Linked DNA regions of Homo sapiens: region 1 is linked to region 2. A link is a contact called in ENCODE Hi-C data. All regions are on one chromosome and are shown on one strand. Each heading gives the region's core, a stretch centred on a gene start or an enhancer-like site at or near the end of the contact. The rest is flanking DNA. Distances are from core to core; before and after follow the strand shown.

Evidence for each region. A loop is a pair of places that touch in the nucleus more often than their neighbours do. Pooled maps may share reads with other maps.
Region 1: a map of CD4-positive, alpha-beta T cell shows a loop between it and region 2 (18-fold over the local background). The contact joins the promoter of NPHP1 here to the promoter of RANBP2 in region 2. A Hi-C loop is called at or near these places in 2 of 168 maps with a recorded cell type or tissue (CD4-positive, alpha-beta T cell and naive thymus-derived CD4-positive, alpha-beta T cell) and 7 of 50 pooled maps.

The regions. Positions count from the first base shown.
Region 1 is chr2:110,203,319-110,209,999 of GRCh38, forward strand. It overlaps NPHP1 (nephrocystin 1), which reads right to left and starts at 1,695. Exons shown (of 20, transcript NM_001128178.3): 1 at 1,582-1,695. The coding sequence starts at 1,650.
Region 2 is chr2:108,717,295-108,724,251 of GRCh38, forward strand. RANBP2 (RAN binding protein 2) reads left to right here and starts at 2,188. Exons shown (of 29, transcript NM_006267.5): 1 at 2,188-2,384. The coding sequence starts at 2,313. RefSeq lists enhancers at 1,131-2,061, 2,062-2,991, 2,085-2,274, 2,355-2,414.

The DNA.
Region 1 (6,681 bases), core at 445-2,944, 1.5 Mb after region 2:
GCTTGTGTGATAGGCTCATCTGTACCCCAAACCTCAGCATAACACAGTGTTCCCATGTGACAGACCTGCACATGTACCCCCTGAATCTAAAATAAAAGTTGAAATTTTAAAATAAGACACAGAACCATATTAAGATCCACCGAAGTTCAGCATAAGTCAATGCCCCATCAAGTTTTATTTTTTATTTCTACCAGAAGAGTATTTAGCTTTTGTTGCACCACTGTGATTCCAATACACAGTCACCTAAATATTTACCTTCCAAATCCTTTTTACTTTAAACAAGAGAACAAAAATGGATAAAATATGAGCATCAGTGAATCTCTTACCGGCCTCAGATTATAAAATAATTTTACTCAGTGGAAAAATACTTGGTAATAGATCACATGAAAAAAATTAAAGTGAAATTAAAATGTCAGAAAATAAACCCACTGGTTGCTATTTACTTTTTTCTTATTTTTAATAAGAACTCAGTGTATTTTTAAAAAGTTTTTTTTTTTTTGAGACCAAGTCTTGTTATGTTGCCCAGGCTAGTCTCGAACTCCTGGGCTCAGGTGATCCTCCTGTCTCAGCCTCCCAAGTAGCTGGTACTACTAGCATGAGCCACCACACCTGGCCTAAAAATTTTTATAAATATGAAAAAGAATAAAGAAAATCATAATAATCATCAGCATCCTGTCACACAGAAATACCATATTAGCCTGTTCCCTTCTATGCTGTTCTGTGTATATTATATAAGTAACAATGTGATGAATACTTTTATACATCAATCTCTGTCCTACTTTCTAATTATTACACATAGCAGATCCCTGGAAATGTAATTTTTGAGCCTAGGTGCATACACATATGTTACACCTTGTCAAGCTGCTTTCCTGAAATGCTGTACAAGCACCTTATACACGGGAGCAGTGAATGTGCCTGCTTCATCACACCTTCCTCAAGACAGAGTGTTGTGATTTTTAACATTTTTGTGATACCTTATGTGCTTTGCAATTACTTGAGTATCTTTGAAGTTAACATTCCTCGTATGTTTATGAGTTACTTGTATTTCCTCTCTCGTTCACCTCCTTTGCTCATTTATCAGATCTTAATGTTCTTGCATATTAAGACTATTTCTTGACACCTATTTCGCTTGAGTTCACGGAGGCAATAATAATCTCCACTTGAGGAAGGCTGAAAGGAAATGGGCTTGGAAAGTGGAGGAGAGGAGCTAGGCTCAGAGTTGGGTTGGAAATGGTTACACCACTAAGTTTAGATTGGGAGATAAGGTGGGTTAGTGAGTTGTTAGGGTAGGAGGTTGAGACGTTAGGTGGGAGTGAGGGTCGGAGGAGGGGGCGCTTAGTTGATGGTCACGAATTTTGGGAGGTTTCGCCTTTGGCTGGGGGTTGAGTTGGGATCAGGAGGGGTTTGAATCGGGGTTGGGTGCTGGAATGTTATGGGGTAAGGGGGCGTTACAACCTGGGAAGGTAAGTAGGTTGGGGGCAAGCTCCCAGGATTAGGTGGGGTCACGGTGGGAAGGCGCAGTGCGCGCAGCTGCGTCCGCCTGTCGCCCGCCCCAGGGCCCTCTGCACAGCCTGACCATACCTGTTGCTTCAGCTCCTGATTGCGGCGCCGCAGGGCCTGGAGAGGATCTCGCTGTCGTCTCGCCAGCATCTCCCTGGCTGCGGTGCTCTGATTGCTCCAGTTGCCAGGGAAACCAACCGGCGGCGCCAGAAGGTGACGCCATCGATGTGCGCCCGCCTCCCAGCCCCGCCCCGCCCGGGCCGGTCCCGGGAAGGGTCAAATGTTCTCTTGCGGTGGTCATCCCACGCCACCAGGCAGGTCACAGCCGGGGGAGTCACTTTTCCTCGGCAATTCCTAAGGATAGGGGAACGTCCCCCGGCGTCTGAAACTACATTCCCCACAATACATCAATAATAACACCACCTTCTTGCTGGGATACCTGTTTTATGGCATTTGCTTTCTGATACCAATTTTGTAAGCTAATGTTAAGATACAATTTTAGTATCTTAAACTCTTTCATTAACTCCAAGGATAGCTTTCCTATGGAATATATGGTTCTGTTCCATACTGTCACTTCAAAAGGCAGTTTTTAATTCTTTGCCATTTAGGCTACTGAAGTTTCATTTCATTCTAATATTGCACGTTGTCAATTCTGAATTCTGTAAGGATGGTAATTGTTCTACAGCAAATCTATGAGCAAATTATTAGTTCTCATTATGATTCCCAGTTTACATCAACTCTCAGGAAGGTTGTCATGTTTCCCCCATATGGGACTGCATCCCATGAATCCAATTCCAAAACTCCACTACACCAAAATTGAACTTGAATAAGAATGATGATGCTTGGGGCTCACCTTCCAAATGATGGACCCCATTAATACAAATGAATGTTCTTCAGAACAGCCACAGGCCAGGATGAACCATTATTTATGTACTTTTTTCTTCAAGTATAATACATACAGAGAAAAGTCTACAGACTTTGTGTGCAGCTCTGAAAACCCTCCACCCCATAACAGCACCCAGATTATGAAACAGAACATTATCTGCCCACTCACACTCTTCCTGTCTTTCTAGTCCTTGCCTACCCCCAACCTCTCAACCCTCTCACTTCTCTACCACACACCAAAGGTGAACAATATCCTAACTTATAAGAGCACAAACTTGTGTTGCCTTTTTTTGTACTATACAATGAAATTATGCACTGTGTGGTGGCTTCTCCTGTCCTTTAAATATCACATTTGTGAGATGCATCTATACTGTGTGTGTCTGTAGTCTGTTCATTCTCATTGCTGATATTTCACATATGATATACCCTAACATACTGATTCTACTGTTGCTGGGTAAGTGGGCAGTTTCCAGCTTAGGGCTAGTATAAATAGCGCTGCTAAGAACGTCCTGGTGCAAGTCTTCTGGCAAACACATAACACTGCTGAGTCACAGGCATGTTATACGTCAGCTTTAGTAGATACTACTACCTGGTTTCCCAAAATGGTACTAATTTATACCCTATCAGCAGTGTATGAGTTTTTGTTCTTTATGTCCTTGGCAAGATTTGGTATTGTCTGTTTTGTTGTAATTCATGTCTTATTTTGAATTAATTTCTCTATTATGGCTTATGATAATTAGTTCACTTAAATAGTCAAACATAGGATTTCCATTAAAAATCTTTACAACAAATGAGAAAATGCTATAAAATATTTCTAAGTGGATTATTAAATCAATAATTACAGGTGATGAGATGAGCAAAACGAAAAAAATTGCTCTAAAATACAGCTATTACTTATGAAATTCTCAGTCTACAAATAAATTAGAAAAAATTATTCTGCATCTACTTATTTATAGGGATTTCCACATTTTAAATGGAAAAGTTAATAGCATCATGGATACAGTTTAATTCTGTTGGTAAAAATAAACTAATAACCCCCCCTAAATATGTGTGAATATATGAACAATAAGGAAAGGTGCAAAAAAAGTGTATTACTCATTCACCTCAGGTGTGAAGATGTTTGACTTTATACATTTTTGCATCATATTGTTTCGGTTACAAGTATTCATTACTTGCGATTCCTAGATCAGCATCATCACCACCTGGGACCTTGTTAGAAATGCACATTTTCACATTTTCAGCCCCACCACAGTCCTAGGAGAATCAGAATCTGTATTTTAACAATACCCCAGTGTTTCATGTGCACATTCAAGTTTGAGAAGTACCACTGAGGTATTCAGTGTGCTATAAATGATATGATTACTCAGCTAATGATTTTTCACTAATAACTGTAATATTCAGGACAGTCACATTAATACTAGTCATTGCTCCTCTGTAGTTATACCTTGATGCCATTATAAAAAACAACATAACCTAAAACAAGAGAGATCTGCAGTGAGGTAGCCAAAAGAAACTAAAGCAAACCATGGCCAATGTTTCTCCTGAGAGCAAGCTACTTCATAAAACTCATCATGATTTCTATCAGTGTGTTAAAATGAGTAACAATTTTGAATTGCTTCCTCACAGGTCATACTGAAAAAGAATTTAACAGCTTCCAAGAGACTCATAATGTAGACAGAACCAGTGGAACAAGACGACTTGGAATCAATAAAAAGATTATAGCAAAGAGAATAGAGAAAGTGTGCAGTTTTAGGGCCTTAAAAGAAAATTCAGGCTGGGCACGGTGGCTCACGCCTGTAATCCCAACACTTTGGGGAGCCGAGGTGGGTGGATCACCTGAGGTCAGGAGTTTGAGACCAGCCTGGCCAACATGGCGAAACCCTGTCTCTACTAAAAATACAAAAATTAGCCAAGTGTGTTGGCACATGCCTGTAATCCCAGCTACTCAGGAGGCTGAGGCAGGAGAATCACTTGAACCTGGGAGGTGAAGGTTCCAGTGAGCTGAGATCACACCAGTGCACTCCAGCCTGGGCAACAGAGTGAGACTGTGTCTCAAAAAAAAAAAAAAAAAAAAAAAAAAGAAAGAAAGAAAGAAAGAAAAGAAAAGAAAAGAAAACAATCCACCTCAAATAAAAATGACAAATATATACCTTGGTGCAAGGCACTGTTTAGGCCTGTGGTACAAGATGTTTAATACTGCTCTCAAAGAGCTTCCAAGCTACAGTAATAGACTAGAAACATGAAAATTGTACCAACCACTTACCACAGAAGTGCTACCTGGTGTACAGAATTCCCCGCCAAATGAACAGCTTATGATTAAATACACTGAGCTCTACAGTAAGGTCATGCATTGAATATGTCCACTAGACAGCTGAAAGGGTGAAGCTGGAATTGAAGGAAAGGATCAGAGGGAGGGGGCTCTGCTTGGATGTGCTAGTTAAGCCAAGAGAATGGCTAGGGTAATCACAGGAGAGGACAGGGCAGAGAACCAAGGCAAAAGTTTGAGGAACTTGAGAAAGGCAGCAATAGTAGCAGTTTGGAAACTCAATAAACTTTTGTATTAGAGAAGCAAGGGAAGGAGAATTTCAAGGGACAAAGTGGCCTCATCAAATACCCTCAAGGTAAAATGTGAGGATTCAGAAGAGCCATAGATATTAATGTTTCTGGAAGGTGCAGAGGGCAGATCACAGCAGACCAATGGGCAAAATATTTGGAAAGAAAATATTGGCAAATGATAACATCAACTAAAATAAATTTTAAGTCAAAATCCATGCATTTGTTAGCCAGGCATGGTGGCAGGCACCTGTTATCCCAGCTACTCGGGGAGGCTGAGGCACAAGAATCGCTTGAACCCGGGAGGCACAGGTTGCAGTGAGCCAACATCACACCACTGCACTCCAGCCTGGGGGACAGAGTGAGACTCCGTCTCAAAAAAAAAAAAAAAAAAAAAAAGAAAAGAAAAAATATGCATTTGTAAATAGAAAGCAGGCAGAGACTGCAGACGCAACAGAGATGATGTACTGGAGAACAAGAAAGGTCCTGAGGGAGATGCAGAATTCTGCAGAGGCCAAAGAGGAGACAGCCTTGGAAAGGGCCCGTGTGTCTTCTCTCCTGGTAAAGGAAACCTAATGAGACAGAGCTTCAAAAACAGTAGTTTTCAACCTCAGGTGACCATCACAATCACCTGAAGAACTAAAAATTCTAATACCCAGGCCATATTCCAAATGACATGAATCAAAATGTCTGGACAGTGGCATGCAAGAATTAGTATTTTTAAAGCTCCCTAGATGATTATAATGTGTAGCCCTGTTGAAAACTACTGCTCTAGACAAAACTATTGAGTAGGATGAAGGAATTCCCAGCTAACAGCCTTTATCTTCTCATATGGTTGATCTACTAGGAATGAAAGGCATCAAGAAAACTGGGAGTTTCAGGAACTCAGGTGCTAAGAAATGAGACAGATGCAGTCACAATAGAACGAATTTGTAGTGAGCCAAGTGAGAAAGGTGAAGTCTTTCTTTCAAGTTCAGTGGCTCAAAAGAGCAAAAGCAGTGGTGAAGGTAAATGTACAAGAAGGGATGGAGTCTAATCTGACCAGGGAGCCCAGGATGACTTATGAGGTTAACTGGAAGGGTGAGACAACTAATAGTCTCCAGAGTGGGCAGTTCTATAGGAGATGTAGAGGATGTAAGCTGTCCTAATGAGGTGGCGTTACCCCGAGACTAAACAGACAAGTACAATATAAAAAAGTCCAAGCCTGTTGATGATAAGGTCCGGAGTATGGCTGAAGCAATGTGGAATAGAACAGGTGGTCTGGGAAGCCCATATTGGGGGAGAAAAGGAGGCAGGGTAGGGTAGTAAAAGTGGGCCAAGACATGTAGATGCCATGACTAAATGGCAGTGAAAAATGGAGGTGGGGGAATATAGATTCAAGGAGTCAACAGTGTGTCATTTCCAAGTTATGACTGGCACTGACTCCTGGCTCCCAACTTTCCATTTCCAGTTTTGGCTAACGTAGGAAAAGTACTATCTCCACAGTATTTTGGGGGGGAAAAAACTACCACATTTAAGTAGAGCAAAGGTAGAAAAAGTGACAGAGGTAACGTCAAAGGTAACTGCCCACTACAGAACTGGGGAGTACAGTCACAGTGTAAAAAGGTAGTAAGCAGAAAACTAGAAAATTAGGAGCAGCACAGAGTGGCTAAAAATCCCATAAGGATATGGACAGGACTCGGAAGTAACACATGCCCAGAGGCAGGGATACCTAGAGGAGAGACAGGAGAGGGGCATGACTGT
Region 2 (6,957 bases), core at 938-3,437:
ATCCTGGGCTAAAGGGATGTTTCCCCCTCTGCCTTTGGAGTAGCTGGGCCTCAGAACTGTGCCGCAACTACTGACTTCCATCAAGATCTCTGTCCTACCATTTCATCTTCCTACTAGGCTATCCCCACATGGATATATAAATGGTACCTCAAGTGAAAGAAATCAACTACCTAAAATAGGATTTTCCACTCCAAACTAGATTTTCTTTACATGTCATTTCTGTTAATGTGGGTCACACACACTGGTAAGCTCAGAATCATCTTTTTCTTTTCTTTTATTCACATCCAATATTGTTGAAATAAAACAAAATGCTGTTTTTCCTTTTTTAGAAAGGCAATACTTGTTCATTATATCAAAATTTAGAAAATATGGAAAAACAAAAAGGATAAAAAATTATCCACAACCAAAATAGCCCAAATTTCCAGTTAAAAATGTCAACGCATTTGATATTTGTCCACATAATTCAGACTGTAATGTTTACACAAATGTGAGCTTTTAAAATCTAAAAGGTTCTCACTATTAAAAATGTTTTGTTAAATTTTGTTTTAAAAGTAAGATTTTAATATCCAAATTCCCAAAATAGACATTTTTGAAGATTTGGAAAATACAGACGGCTCAAAATCTTTACATTATTACTGTTAAATTTTGGTATGTTCTGTTATTCTGCTAGTGAAATATATATAGATTTGGGGGGGCTATTCCTTTTCCTTTTTTTTTTTTTTTTTGAGACAAGGGTCTCACTCTGGTGCCCAGGATGGAATGCAGTGGCGCTATCACAGTTCATTGTAACCTGGAACTCCTGGACTCGAGGGATCCTCCCGCCTCGACCTCCCAAAGTGCTGGGGCTACCAGCTTAAGCCACTGTGCCAGGCGAATGGCTATTCCTATATACACAGTTGACCCTTGAATAACATGGGTTTGAACTGCCTGGGCCCGCTTATAAGCCGACAGAAAATACAGTATTGGAGGGGCCTGCATATAGAGAGGTCTGACTTTTCCTCTAAGTGTTCCACCCGCAGGACTGACTGCGGGATTTGAGAATGCGCGGACTTCTTCTTCTTCTTTTTTTTTTTAGGAAGTCTTACTCTCGCCCAGGCTTGAGTGCAGTGGCGCGATCTCAGCTCACTGTAACCCTCGCCTCTCAGTTTCAAGCGATTCTCGTGCCTCAGCCTCCCGAGTAGCTGGGATTATAGGGGCCCACCTCCACGCCCAGGTAATTTTTTGTATTTTTAGTAGAGATGGGCTTTCGCCATGTTGGCCAGGCTGGTTTCGAACTCCTGACCTCAGGTGATCCGCCCGCCTCGGCCTCCCAAAGTGCTGGGATTACAGGCGTGAACCACAGCGCCCGGCGGAATGCGTGGATTTTGGCATAAGACGGTGGTTCTGGAACCAATCCCCCGCCGAGATGACTGTTTAAAAAATTGTAATTGTCCAAAACTTAATATTTGTGGTCTTTTTCATTATGCAGTTCTAAATCTCCCTTTTTTTTTTTTTTTAAATTCAGACGGAGTCTCCCTCTGTCGCCCAGACGGCGCAATCTCGGCTCACTGCAACCTCCGCCTCCCGGGTTCAAGCGATTCTCCTGCCTTAGCCTCCGGAGTAGCTGGGACTACAGGCGTCCGACACCACGGCCGGCTAATTTTTTGTATTTTTGGTAGAGATGGGGTTTCCCTGTGCTAGCCAGGATGGTCTCGATTTCCTGACCTCATGATCCGCCCGCCGTGGCCTCTCAAAGTGCTGGGATTACAGGCGTGAGCCACCACGCCTGGCCCTCATTTAATAAGATATGAATTTAAAAATGTATGCTTTAGTATTCACACATGTCCGATGCAACGTATTTAACCAGTCATCTCCAGAAACTTTGTTCCAATTTACACGTTCACCAAATTGGCCTGAGTGCTTTTTTTCTTCCAATGCATTGCGCACTTATAATTTAGAACAAGTGACCAAAACGCTTAAGAGCCCATCACGCAAATTGTTATCTGCTGGAAATCTACGCCCTAGGCTGTGGACACTGGCGGCCGAAATCTGATCCCGGCTTGCCAAGACACCCTCAGAGCACGCGGCGCTGCCAAGAGCCTGGCCGAGTGCAGCTCGAGCGCCGACGTCGCCAACGTGGCGCACACTGCTGACGCAGTACGCAAGTTCGTCACAGTGGTCCTCCGCCGGCTGCGCCGCAAGTTCGTCACAGTGGTCCTCCGCCGGCTACGGCGCTGCGTCACTGGTTTGCAGGCGCTTTCCTCTTGGAAGTGGCGACTGCTGCGGGCCTGAGCGCTGGTCTCACGCGCCTCGGGAGCCAGGTTGGCGGCGCGATGAGGCGCAGCAAGGCTGACGTGGAGCGGTACATCGCCTCGGTGCAGGGCTCCACCCCGTCGCCTCGACAGGTGAGTGGGTCTCGAAGAGACCGACGGCCTCGACCTGGCCGGGCGGCGGCCTCGCGCTGCTCAGGCGTCATGGCTCCCGACGGGCGCTGCTCCCTGGCGCGCTCTGTTGAGGCGCCGGCCGGCTGGCGCAGTCCTGTGGGCGGCGTGGCGCTTGCAAGCGCATGAAGAGTCCTGGGGGGACAGCGGTGGGCGGGAGACCTTTGGCGCCGGCGCTTCCTCTTTCTCCCGGCTTGTTCCCGACGCTTGTTCCCGACGGTGCTCGCTCCTGGGGCCGCCCTGGCCCGGGCTTTCTGGCCGATCGCGCACCCCGTAGTACCCGCGCGGCCTAGTTCTCGGGGGCTTGGGCACCCGGGTGCTGTATCGGCGGGTTTCTTCCCATCTCCTGGACATATACTTTATATGCTGCGGCGGAGGTCGTACCTCCTTGGCCTGGAGGAACCCAGTGGGGACTGACGCAGCTCCGGGTGAGCTTTGGCGGCTGCGTCGAGTGACAAGGTAGGCATCTCAGCGCGGACATTTGCAATGGCCCGACGGCGCAAATGACACTGAAAGTCCCCTTGTTTTGAGTATGAGGTGTTTGTCGCTGTCCCTTTGTAAGGGTCCAGCTCCACTCCGCTCCTCATACTCACCTCCCTCGCCCCCCTCCCCGCCCGGAACACTTTGGTAGCTGCCTTTGCTTAAAAAAAAAAAATTCTAAAGTTCTTACAAATCGTTAGTATGGCTTGCAATTTTTAACCTTTTCCACAAATGTTTTAAGGGTATTTTTCCTCTTTACATGTAAATAATGTGATCTATTTTGGATTCAATAAGACTTTAGTAATTGGATCTAAAGAGTGACGGAAGAAGCTATTAAAGGTGGATGTGCGCAGAATCTTGAGTCAGTTTGCTTTGGCTTGAATAATCACAGCACTGTCGTTTATAAGCTGGGTATTTGGGGCCAGTTACACTTTTCATCCATAGATGGAGTTGTAACATTAATAGAATTTGATAGGATGATCCATTTTAAACATTTAGGGTATTGCTTGACACATAGCACTAAATGTTAGCTACAAGTCACTTTTTATTGTTGATGTTAAAAGGATATTGGCGGGGCGCAGTGGCTCACGCCTGTAATCCCACCACTTTGGGAGGCCGAGGAGGGCGGATTGCCTGAGGTCAGGAGTTCGTGACCAGCCTGGCTAACATGTTGATACCTCGTCTCTACTAAAAATACAAAAAAAGTTAGCCGGGCGTGGTGGCGCATGCCTGTAGTCCCAGCTACCCGGGAGGCTGAGGCAGGAGAGTCGCTTGAACCCGGGAGGCGGAGGTTCCAGTGAGCCGAGATCGCGCTACTGCACTCCAGCCTGGGCGACAGAGGGAGACTCCAAAAAAACAAAAACAAAAACAAAAAAAACCCGGAAACTCACGGATGACCATGATTATAATAGTAGCATAATTGTGTCTCTTATCGTAACTAAGCATAGGTTATCTTATTTTGCGCTTCCAGCAGCCCTGTGGATATTGAGACCTGTAGAGATTTAAGATACTTGTTCAGGGTCAAATAGATAGTGCAGCAGAATTTTGGCAGTGGGTCTGATTTAGTTTCTCTTGGGAACAGTGGAGTAAGTTACAGTCTATTCCTCCAGAGGAGGAGGATAGATATCTACTTGTACATTGTAATTTCAAACTGCTAGCATAGTATAAATATGAATGTGATGATAGAGTCTAAAACAGACCTTAATTGAGGGTTCCTGTAACTCCTGAAATTAAAGACTTTAATTTTTGTGTTATTTTATTTTTTTTGAGGTGGGGTCTCACTCTGTCACCCAGCTGGATGCAGTGGCGCTATCTCGACTCACTGCACCTTCCGCCTCCCCAGCTCAAGCGATGCTCCCACCTCAGTCTCCCGAGTAGTTGGGACCACAGGTGTACCCACCACACCCGCTGTTTTGTTTTGTTTTGTATTTTTGGTAGAGACTGGGTTTCACCATGTTGCCCAGGCTGTTCTTGAACTCCTGGGCTCAAGTGATTTCCCCGCCTCCACTTCCCAAAGTGTTGGGATTATAGGCGTGAGCCACTGCACCGGCCATTATTTTATTTTTGAGACAAGGTCTCTTTCTGTCTCCCAGGCTGGAGTGCTGTGGCGGGATCGTGGCTCACTGCAGCGTTGACGTCCTGGGCTCAATCCATCCTCCCACCTTAGCCTCCTGGGTAGCTGAGACTACAGGCATGTGCCACCATGCCCGGCTTTTTTCTTTAATGTAGAGACGGGGTCTTATCATGTTACCCAGGCTGGTCTCCAACTCCTGGGCTCAAGTGATCCTCCCGCCTTGGCCCCAAGTGCTGAGATTACAGGTGTGAGCCACTCTGCTCAGCCTGATTTTTTTTTTTTTAAACAAGCTTAAAAAAAAAAAAAAGCAAGCTTAGAGCCTTTCTGAGATTCTTAGTGGGGACCTTGGCTTCCAAAAGATTAAAAACCACTGGTCTAGACAGAAGTTAGAATGTTCTTTCAACTACATAACTTCTCCATTAAATAAAGTGGAGTGGTGGCAGAATTTTGAGGATTGGTTATTATGACACCTCTCTTACACTTAGAGTCTTTTTTTTCCCCCAAATTTAAAGTCATTTACATTAGAACCTGGGGATTTCAGCGGAATATGGATTAACTAGTGAGTAACTTTGGAACATGTGAAGCTATTCTGTAAAGTTAGGTTTGAGTGAAATGACAAAACAGGGTGCTTTGGATAGAAGGTAAAGAATGGAGGGAGAAGAGGCAGTGGCTGTGAAGAATATGAAGAGGTTAGTATTCTCCCCCAGTTTGGCAGAGGCTGGCCATCTGTGAACTGCCCATGCTTTCTAGAATGTCGGAGTTTTGGAGTGTGATGATGCGTCTGTATATCATATCTTTCTAGTCTTTCATTGTGCTTTCATTTGTTAGTCTTCTCTTGTTTTGCCATTTTTCTACTCCCTCACATGTGCTTTTGCCCTTAAAAATATTCTTCGTCTGTAATCTGAGCACTTTGGGAGGCCGAGAGACCAGCCTGACCAATATGGTGAAAATCCGTCTCTATTAAAAATACAAAAATGAGCCGGGCGTGGTGGCAGCGCCTGTAGTCCCACCTACTCGGTAGGCTGAGACAGGAGAATTGCTTGAACCCTGGAGGCAGAGGTTGTGGTGAGCAGAGATTGCACCACTGCACTCCAGCCTGTGTGACAGAGCGAGACTCTGTCTCCAAAAAAGAAAAAAAGAAAAAAAAATATAATTCTTTCTCTAGTTTTTCTTTTTCCAGATGGCTTCTGTTTAGTTTTTCTATGTTCTGTCAAGTTGATTTCTTATTCTGCAGCTGATTCCTACTTCTCAAAGTCTACTTGACAGCTCTTATTTTTATTTATTTGTTTTTTAGAATAGGGTCTTGCTGTGTTGCCCAGGCTGCCATCAAATTTTTGGGCGTAAATGATCCACCTACCTCTGTTTCCTGAGTACTTAGGACTACAGGCAGGCACCTTTGACAGCTGTTAGTTGTTTTTTCTGCCCTTTACAGCTATACTTCATACTTCTGAGTAACACACATATATACTTTTGTTATTTTTAATTTCCTTTCTCCCATTTTAGACATTTTCTTTTCTTTTTTTTTTTTTTGAGACGGAGACTCGCTCTATCGTCCAGGCTGGAGTGCAGTGGCGCGATCTCGGCTCACTGCAAACTCTGCCTCCCGGGTTCACACCATTCTCCTGCCCCAGCCTGTAGCTGGGACTACAGGCACCCGCCACCACACCCGGCTAATTTTTTAGTATTTTTAGTAGAGACGGGGTTTCACCGTGTTAGCCAGGATAGTCTCGATCTCCTGACCTCATGATCCGCCCGCCTCAGCCTCCCAAAGTGCCGGGGTTACAGGCGTGAGCCACCGCGCCGGGCCCCATTTTAGACATTCTGTACTGGTTATTATGCTCCTCCAAAACTGTCCTCAGACACTTTGGTTTGCCCCTCATTCTTTCAGTACTGTTATTGCAGTTTTTGTTTAAATGAATATTTAACATTTATATAAATATAAGGTAAATATTTTTGCATTTGAATTGCCCTTGTTGTGCGGTTTTGTTTTTCCTGGACTGAATAATTGCTTTATTTTTTGGTTTGCTTGTATGTTGTGTTACTACTTGCTTACTTAAACTCAGCAATTTACACCCTCAAATGTGGTCAAACTGGTCACATAATCCCATCAATTGCAGCTTAAAACATTGATTGATTGATTGATTGATTGATTGTCTGTCTACCTGGAATACCCTTACTAACTGACTTCTCCAACCAGGATTGGTTTTTCTTCCTCTTTGCTACACAGCTGTGCTCTTGGGACTTCCCTTTATCATCAGTTTGAGAATTCCTTTCATCTTTTTTCTGAGTTAGACCCTTTGTTTCTTGTATCTCATGTCCTCTTCATTTACTTTCTTTGTTTTGGTGTAGCATAGTCTCACTTGCTTTGAGGAAAAGTAGATGAGAGGTTTTTTTGTTTGTTTGTTTTTGTTTTGGGACAGAGTCTTGCTCTGTTGCCCAGGCTGGAGTGCAGTGGCATGGTCTCAGCTCACTGCAACTTCCGCC